Regions from separate parts of the Mus musculus genome. Here region 2 is linked to region 1. The links are chromatin loops, found by intact Hi-C in ENCODE. Cell type or tissue: heart. All regions are shown on one strand.

The links. Hi-C counts contacts between places; a loop is a spot of excess contacts. Peaks named below come from ENCODE experiments on the same cell type or tissue, not always from the same donor. Only the 100,000 strongest peaks of a DNase experiment are listed, where the experiment ranks them.
Region 2: it touches region 1 in a loop (2.0-fold over the local background); 2 of 42 quality-filtered maps call a loop at or near these places.

The regions. Positions count from the first base shown.
Region 1 is chr4:151,735,499-151,740,498 of GRCm38, forward strand. The region is part of intron 3 of Camta1 (calmodulin binding transcription activator 1); the gene reads right to left. It overlaps Gm52710 (a long non-coding RNA gene), which reads left to right and starts at 710. Exons shown (of 3, transcript XR_003955315.1): 1 at 710-5,000. In heart, no CTCF peak of the experiment used is centred here; no DNase peak of the experiment used is centred here; H3K27ac peaks cover 1,346 bases.
Region 2 is chr4:151,685,450-151,690,449 of GRCm38, forward strand. The region is part of intron 3 of Camta1 (calmodulin binding transcription activator 1); the gene reads right to left. All of the region lies in intron 1 of Gm38442 (a long non-coding RNA gene), which reads right to left. Among named protein-coding and RNA genes, the nearest start is that of Gm38442, 35 kb to the right of the region's middle. In heart, no CTCF peak of the experiment used is centred here; no DNase peak of the experiment used is centred here.

The DNA.
Region 1 (5,000 bases):
ACCCAACTCCCAAAAGATGTTCTCTGACCTCCATGCAAGTGCCATGGCATGCATGCACACACACACCACAACACAACACAATGGTAGTAAGAGTTATTTAAGGAACCCTTATAACTTAGTAATAGAAAGAGAACCCAGGCTGGCCAGACAGCCCAACAGGTAAAAGCCAGACACCAAAACCACCCGATCCCTTATGCACACCAATCACCCTGCAGCTGACGGTTGCAGGATTTTGGAGGATTCTGAGGTTGAACCTAGCATCACATACATAGAGCACTGCTTAAGAGAAACTTCTGTTTTCAGTGGCTGGGATTAGCAGAAACCAAAGGGCAGAGAATAAGACACTAGAGAATGCTCAACTGTACAGGGAACATCTCTACTGCATCCCTCCCCCCACACGACTCAGGAATCATTGCAGAAGAAGAGATGAAAAGACCGTAAGGGCCAGAGACAGTAAATAAATACATGAAAGCACGGTCTTTGGGACACAGCCAGGCAGCTGCACCCATGGGCTCATGGCAGTTGTGACGGTGTGCACAGGGGCTCTTTGAGCTCAAATTCCAGCAAGAAAAGGGAGCGTGGACACCAAGTCTCACCCAGCCAGCAGCTATAGCTATATAGCTATATAGCCAGTTGGTAGCTGTTGGAAGAGGGAAGAGTTATCTTTAATGGTGTGGCCCTGGTGAGTCAGCCATACTCCAGTGGAAAGTCATGCATCCCACAATACATGGGTAGCACAAACTGGACTCGGTGGATGCAGAATGAGGCCACAAAGTTGGATGGGTAAGGGTGATCTGGGAGGAGTCAGGGGAAGGAGGAATATGGGCAAAAATCAATGTATGAAAGTCTCAAAGATCTCATTTTTAAAAACTACATATAAGTCAGTTACACAAACATTAGGTAGGATAACTTACGCTTTATTTATTTATTTATTTATTTATTTATTTATTATTTAGTTATTTGGCTTTTTTGAGATAGGGTTTCTCTGTGTATTTCTGGGTGTCCTGAAACTCACTCTGTAGACCACACTACACTGACCTTGAACTCACGGAGATCCATCTGCCTCTGACTCCTGAGAGTTGAGATCAGAGGTATGTGCCACCACCGCCTAGCTAGCTAAGGCTGTTTTTACAGCAGAGATGGGGAACAGAGGGTATAGCAATTGCCAAGCAGAGTGCACGGAAGCTAAGACCCAAGGCAAGGAAAGGGACCTGAAAAATCTGGGGGGAGAAGGGCAAAGGGGCATCTTGCCTTTGTGCTGCACAGAAGGAGCACACCCATGAAGGGAACTGGGTGTGGCTGCAGAGGACAGAGCGGGTGGCAAGGAGGCAGGGTGGGAGGCGCTAGGCTCTGTCCTAAGAGCTCAGTTTAGAGCCGGAGGCCCTCAGCCAAGCCACGAACTCAGAGTTCAGCATGAGTTTCGGGACTCGCTCCCGGTCTGCACATACACGTTCACAGTGCCATCATTCAGAAGGAACCCAAGGGTCCACTTATGGACAAACCAACAGATAAAACCTGTAGGATGCTTAAAAAGAGTGAAACAGTGACACCGGCTCCGGTACAGATTGAACCCTGAGAGCATGATGCCAGGTGAAGGAGCCGGTCACAAGTGGACATGCGCTGTGTGGTTCACGCAAGAGAACTGGACATGCGCCATGCGGCTCGCACGTACGCATTTCCACGGCAACCAGAGTCATAGCGCTAAAGCAGGGTAGGCCCAGGGGCTGGCAGGGGCGGGGGTGCTGGGTGTGCACTGCAGAGTTTTGGAAAATGAAAGGCATTTGGAGAGGGATGACAATGATGGTGGATGCATGGCAAGGTGACTGCACCTTCTGCCCCTGGACGGGCTAGCTCGTGGTCATGTACATGGAAAATGTCCTCACATTTAGATGTGGCCATCCAATGTTCGGTAGAACAGGGATAACATGCGTGTAGTGGTCAGCATGCTGCCCTGCTGGTCAAAGGTCCTCAACAGAAATCACTAGAAGCTGAAGGACTACATCATCCCTCACATATTCTACACTAACCAAAGCTCGCCCAAGGGAATCGTGTGTCCAACAGCAGCAGGCCAGAGTCCCTCCTACCCTAGCTGCCCTGTGCCGCCCGGATGACCAACCCTCTAGGGAGAGCATGCCCTACTGCGCTCCTCTCAGCCAGCTCTCCATAAAGAGCCATGGCCTGGATGCTGGACTTCACCCACCAGGCAAACGAAAAGGAATATAAGACCGTAAGCCTGCATGAAATTGCCCAAGCACATATATAAGGCTAATGCCACTGCTATATTAAAATACTAAATTCATTTTTATACTTTTTTATTTAAATTGCTGGGGCCACTTGCCATGGTTGATTAAAAATTCTGAACAGGGTGTATTGTGTGAGCCAATTATGAAAGAGTGTATAAGTGCTGTGAACATTACTTGGAAAGTACAGGAAACCATTTGTAAAATGAAAATTCTTCCTTTAAAAAAAAAAATCTGTTTAAAAGGTGAGAAAAACCGGGCCTGGTGGCAACTGCTTCTAATCTCGGCCTTCAGGAGGCAGAAGTGGTAGGGTCAAGGGAGGAGCCGGAGGTGAAGGTCATCCTTAGCTATAAAACTAGTTCAAGGGCAGCCTGGGCTACGGGAGCCCATGACAAAGTTAATTTAATTAAAGAACAAAAAAAGAGACGCAATGGAGGCAGAGGCAGAGGCAGAGGCAGAGGCAGGGGCAGGGGCAGAGGCAGAGGCAGAGGCAGAGGCAGAGGCAGAGGCAGAGGCAGAGGCAGAGGCAGAGGCAGAGGCAGAGGCAGAGGCAGAGGCAGAGGCAGAGGCAGAGGCAGAGGCAGAGGCAGAGGCAGAGGCAGAGGCAGAGGCAGAGGCAGAGGCAGGAGGCAGAGGGGGTTTGCTCTGAGCCTGTGCAGGCACCAAGAGTGGCAGCCTAGTGGGCGTGGCTTCCCCAGGCTGGCTGCACAATCCTAGCCCACCAAGCTGGGCCCAGGCCAAGGTTTGTTTTCCATCCTGAACTTGTTTCTCCTCATCCTGGAGCTCGTCCATGCCTGAACTTATGAGAATCCTGTCGTGCAGATTCTGTTCTGGCTTTGAGAGGGAAGCCAACGCACTTTGGCTCTGCAGCTATCCCTGAGCTGGAGGAGCTAGCTCCCAGTCCAGAGGAGACATTGATTCATGCACTCAGCCAGACATCGGATGGACTAGCAGACAAGCTACCAGCCCGGCTGGATCTCACACTGAGGCAGGGGGATAGCGAAGCACAAACGCTTTGGGAGAAAACAGTCATTGTGAAAGCAAATCCCCATGCTATGAACATGCTGGATGTCCTTTCTAGCTTTGGCATATGGAGAAAACTTCCACGAGGTGGGACCTGGGCAGAAAGGAGGACTCGCACGATCTGTCTGACAACTCGGATCGAAAGGCACCTGAGCCCATGGAGAAGGGAGCTCTTGTCTGTCACTGGGAATCAAGCTGAAAGGGGCCCTGAGGTTGGAGACAAGGAGACAAGGAAACAGGCTTCCGGCAGACATGTTAGAGCTCCTTCCTGGATGCCAGCAGGCAGCACAGAGTCCCGAGCACCGAGCCTGCGGGGCTGCCAGCAGCTCCAAGGCCTGTCTACACATCACCATGGCGATTCCCTTCCTTGGGAAACAACTACGTTTGTTTTCTTTTCCATATTTTGGACGGAGGCCATTTGATAATTACAAAATGTACAACCCATAATGTGTCCTAAACTGTCTCTGAATAGTATGTGGTTTTGAAATAATACATAAAAAGCTTAATAAAAATTAATGTGGAAAAGAGACTCATCAGCCTCAGCTGGAAATAAAATCAGTATTAATTACTTTGCCCGCAGTCACTCTGATGAGCTAGAGATGGCAAGACCGTTTCCCCCATGTAGGAAGGGGATGTGGAGCTATCCCTGCCCCTCTGCCTCTCGAGCCCCCAAGGTCTCATCAGCACAGTCCTGTGTATCATGGTACCTCTGTAAGGTTCGCTATGCATGTCTGTATTGGGTTCCAGGGAAAGAACTGTATGAGGGTGGAGCTTGACATGGAACACGTGACTATGAGGGCGGAGCTTGATATCAGGACACACCTCTATCTGCTGGAGTATCCTTGAGAGGTTCATATTCTCGGACCTAGCAGTCCCCAGGAGCTAGCCGGAACCCCAAACCTTGCTTGAGCACAGAACTGTAGAGCATCAAAGCAGCAGGTGACAAATCCCCCACCATCCGTGACCACAGCCCTGTTATGTGTCCGGGTAGCTCAGCCAGGAAGCGTGAAGCCTGAGTTCTGGCTAGTCCACACCCCAGAAAGCCACAAACCAAGAACGCAGATGGGCTGCTGGGTGCCATGGAGACCTTCACAGCCATTTGTCAAGGCTGGGGTTCAGGGACTCCTGCCCCTGCCCCACTGCAGCGGGGGGGGGGGGGGAGGGGCTGGACTGCTCCTGCTATGATGCCCCCAAGCTTCCAGTACCTGCACTCCAGTGAACTTCCTTAAACAGCCCACCCACCCAGCAGCCTGTCCTCCAGAGGAGATGGGGTCCCTCCTCCCACAAACTACACACGGGGGAGGGGCATACAGGAGCTGGCCTTCAGTCTCAGAACTCCTGACATCCTTGAGGATATTTTATTGACAAAACCACACGGTTGGCCTGTCTCTCCCTTTTGTTATCCCTTAGAACTTTGCTGTGTTCCTGTGAGGTCCGTTAATGATGAGGTGTAAGTAACAAAGTGGACTCCAGGGTCTGGCTTCTAGCTCAGTCGCTTCCGGAAGCCTCTGCACAACAGATCACCTGTCTTGTGGGATTAAAGGAGACAACCGATTTAGATGATTCACCCAAGAGCCAAGTACAGGATAAATGGCAATGTACATTACTAAGTGAGATGAGATAGTACTGATTATGGTGATGATGCTGGACATAAAGACGATGGAGATGAGGATGGAGACAGAGATGATGGTGATGACAGTGATGGTAATGGTGATGATGATGATGATGGAAGCAGAG
Region 2 (5,000 bases), 50 kb before region 1:
ACATATCCCTCTCAGAAATTGATGGCGCATGCACACAAAAACAAAGAAGAAAGAGAAAAACAAAGAAAAGAGATTTATTACGGTTGGGCTGACAAATGCCTAGAGAATTCCCCAAGAGATGTTGGTAGTTTTGAGTGGGGGGAGGGGCTCCAATCAGCGTCGAAGGATCAGCATCATACATATCATACATTTGCATGACTAGGGCCCTAACAGAATTTAAAATGAAGAACGATGTTGCCGTCATGTTATTAAACTACCTTCTGAAAACCTACATCTGTTCCTAGATCTGTGCTGCTCTCAGCTTTGGTCTGAGAAGCCTCACTCGGGGGCACGTTGTGCTCATGCAGACTCAAAACTTGCCCACGTGCTGAGTATGAGTAACTGTGAGTGCTCAGCTGGGGGGTCGCGTCAACGACACCTCCATAGAACCCCCATCCAAGCCTCAGGGATCACCATGGGTCAGGGGATGGGAAGAGTGTCGGAGCCGACCAAAGGGGAGGAGCAGCTATGTCTATCTGTATAGGATCAAGCCAGTCAAACTTTCAGCACCGGACGGCCACACCCCCTGGGCGGAGCCATGGGCAGTTGAGGCTACCAAAGGTGACCACTGGCAGATTACCTGCGCCCCAGTGGATAGCCCCGCACCCGTGCGCATAATGGACCACACTAACTGAACTCAAAAAGAATCTTTTATTGCTGTGGTAAAACACTGGCCAAGAACAAATTGAGGAAGAAAATGATCATTTGGCTTACATTCTCCATCACAAGCTGACTGAGGAAAATAAGGCAGGAGCCTAGCAGCAGGAACTTAAACAGAGCCCATATAGGAATGTCACTCACTGGCTTTCTCTCCAAGCTCAAGTTCAGCTAGCTTTCTCATACCTCCCAGAACCACGTGCGGGCTGTGGCACCACCGACAGCAGTCTGGGCCTTCCTACATCGGTCATTAACTAAGACAATACCCCAGGAAGAGACTCACAGGACAATCTGTGAGGTAACTCCCTCGGTGCAAATCCTTTCCCCAAGTCTGTCTAGGTTTGTGTCAAGTTAACAAAAAATGAGAACAGGTGGGGGGAGAACAGGTTGGAGACGGAGGGAGAGAGGTGGGGAGACAGAGAGGGAGAGAGGAGAGGAAGGGAGGGAGGGAAGAGGGAGAGGAAAGGGGAGAGGATGGGGGAGGGGAAGGAAAGGGGTCATGAAATTGAGGGGAAGATGGAATCTGGTTGCTGAAATCAGGAAAGGGGTTTAGCAGTGGATGAATATCACCAAAATATGTTGTACAAATACATGAAATTTTCAAAGACTAAAAAAAATTATGGGGTCTAGGAGATGACTCGGTAGGTAAGAGCACTTAGCTGCTCCTGCAATGGACCCAGTTTCCGTTCCCAGCACCCACATGGAGGCTCACAACCACCGGTAACTCCAGTCCTGGGGGATCCGATGCCCTCTTCCAGTCTCTGCAGGCACCAGGCACAAACCTGGTACAGGCACAGAAAGTAAAAACAAATAAATCTATTTAAGATTTCATTTTAAATGACTATCAAAAGGGTTGCTTGCTTGCAAGTTCATTATATCTGCAAACTAAAACCATCTCGTTGATCCACACTAAAGGAAACATATAGGTCGGCTAGACTCACAGCCAGAGTCTGAACCTACGGACTCAACAGATATTCACAGACAGAAAACACTTGGGGGAGAGTTGCTGAATGTGTGTGGACAACTTTTTTTTTCTTTAATCATTCTCTGAACAATGCACAGTGTTTAACAGCATTGCTCCCGGACTACAGGAGTCGGCTAGCGCCATCTAAAAGTCTGGATGAGGGTCCTGTTGGTTATACCCAAACTCACCACCATTCTATGAAGGGTTGGAGGATTTGGTATCTTTGTGGTCCTGGAACCGACCCTTGCATGGATGACAAAGAATCATATTAGGCCACATTAGAGTGCTGTGTCAAAACTTAAGGGATGCAAAGAACTCTGTTTCCAACAACAGAGGAATAACTCACATTGGATTGACTCTTCAACAGCCAACATTCTGGTTCTAATCGTGTGATTGAAACAGGGTCTCATCCCTCCCTTTGTAGCTCAAGCTGGCCCAGAGCTAACTCTGTAGCTCAAGCTGCCCTCAAACTCATGGCAATCCTCCTGCTTCAGCCTCTTGAGTGCCAGAATTATAGTCATGAGCCATATCATATGGCCACCTCAACGTATTTTTCTTTTAATTTGAAAACTCCAAAAAGAGACCAAAGCAGAAAGAAGCATGTGGGATACAGGAAGGAAGAGAAGGAGGGGGAGGGGTTGGGGGAGGGGGAGGAAAGGGGAAGGGAGGAGGAGAGGAATAATGGGTTTCTACATTTGTTGGTTTCTTAGTGTTTTGTCTGTGGCAGGTTCCAGTGAGTGTCACAGTGCAGCAAACACTAAGAAAACTGCAAGTCCTTCCTCAAGAGTCGGAGAGCCCGGCCTGTGGAGCTCACACCTAACTCCAGCACTCAGGAGGCTACAAGGTCTACAGCTCCAGTGTAGTGGAAGCTAGAGAGTGAGTCAAAGGAGAAAGTGGGGGATGGAGGGACACAAAGACAGAGAGGAAGAGAGACAAGACAGACACCTGGTGCCACCTGAATAAGACAACCCTGGCATGCAAGGCGAACAGTCTACACTGTGGATTCTGCTCAAACAAGAGGCCACTTATTGAGAACAACCAGAGTCCCAAATCTTCATCTCGTGTCAGTCACCGGGTCCCCAAAACAATCCCAAATTATAATGGATGTAAGCAGGAGAAGAGCCCATGTCACGAGAAGGGTGGGGCCATGGATGCTGACTCTGAGATGACAGAAACATCTGTCACCAGCACGTCCCTTCATTCTGATGATATGGCTTGTTGGCTAGGCTTTCCTTAGAACGAGCAAACCAACTCCTCAGGAGTCTGAGACCCAGCCAGCCCTAAATCTGTCACCTGCCTGATCTCATTACCCTCAAGGAGGCTTCAACCACTTTTATCCTTCTCTTCCCCTTCTTCCCAACAGTGTACCTAGACTGGCCCACCTTCCCTCCTCATAGGTCCCGCCCACATTCGAGCAACCAATCAAAAGCCTTATCCAAGTCCCTCCTCTATGGGAAAGGCTGTCACAGATCATCTTTACAAGGACTGTTGTCCATCTCTTGGTCACACCCTGGCTAATTGACAATCAGTGGCAATTTGACGCAATGCTGAAATTAGAAGAGAAAGATTTTAAAAACGAGAGCTGGAGAGATGGCTCAGTCATTAGGAACACTGGCTGCTCTTCCAAACGACCGAGGGATCAATTTCTGGCACCCACATGGGAGCTCACAACTGTCTGTGACTCCAGTTCCATGGAATCTAATGCCCTCTTCTGGGGTCCTACATGCAGGTGGTACACACAAACACATACACTTGCGTTAATAAAATGAACAATAAGTATGTTTTAAAAGAAAACAAAGGAGTCTCTGAGATGACCCCGACTATGATACACAGGAACCTCCTATCTCAAAAAAAGACAATTTAAAAAAATATATTAAAAGTAAGATACAAAATCATCAACAAATTATTTTATTTGAAAGAAATTAATTCTTATTAACATAAGTAAAAATTTCTGGGGCCAGTGAGGTGACTGGTGGGTAAATATCCCTGCTGCCAAACCTGAGGACCTGAGTTCAATACCCGAAGCCCACTGGGAAAGGAGGGTATTGGCTCCCACAATTTGTCCTGTAACCTACACACACACACATGCACACACACATACACATGCACACACACATACACATGCACACACACACACATGCACACACACATACACATGCACACACACACATACGTACATGCACATACACATACACACACACACACACACATACGTACATGTACATACACACATACACATGCATACACACACATGCACATACACACATACATACACACACACACACACACACACACATATATATATATATATATATACATATATATATATATATATATACAAAGTCTAAAAAGAAACTTGAAGGACCAACTTCAAGATTTATTATAAAAGCCCCAGCAATCAAGACAGTGAGGTAGAAATGCTAATTTAGAGGCAGTCTATAAAATGTTGGGTAGACTGAATACAGCCCAGAATGCAGACACCCTTGTATGGTCAGTTTACTTTAGACAAAGGTACCAATGCCAACCAAGGGGGAAAAAAGAACACCTTTTCAGTAAACAGTGCTGAACAAATAAATAGACATCTGAAAAAAAGAGATGCGGGAGACAGCAAGATGGCTCAGGGGGAAAGATGCTCACCACCAAGGCCCAAACCTGAGTTCCATCCCAGAGACTCACGGGATAAAGAGAAAAAAAGTTCCCCCAGGTTGGCCTCTGGCCTCTATACACATGCGGTGGTGTGCATGTGGGTGCACACACACATGTAGACACACAACACAAGGGAACAGAAAGTACCAAAGCAAAGGAAGACACTGTCTCCCTCCTTGAATCAGACACTAAAAGTTAGTCACGGATGGAGCTAAAACTAGAAAGCCTCCAGAAAAATACACAGTGAAGTGTTTCCACACCAAGAAAGGAGAAAGACCTAGGAAATGAGAGCCGTCTAGGGGGGGCAAGCGATAAATCATCCCTCAGCAAAATTAAAAACTTCTGCTCAGGAAAAGATTAACAGCATAAAAAACGAATCTGTGGGCTGCATCCTAGAAGGAACAGCCTGAAATCAGCATCGAAGCACAGTCAGGAGCTACTGTGCACAGGGTACTCCTACGAGCCAACGGCAGGAGAAAGCGAGAGGCCTTCACGAGCAAAGGGCTGGAAGGATGTGTCGATGGTTAAGAAGCACCCAAAAAAAGTGCTTAGTCATCTTGGAACTGTACATTGAAGCCACACTGAGATCCATCACGAACCATCTAGAAATGCCAGCATTAAAGATGGCGATAAATGTTGGCACATGCGCAGGACAGCTAGGATCTGCTCAGTCTGTTGGTGGAAACAGCCATCC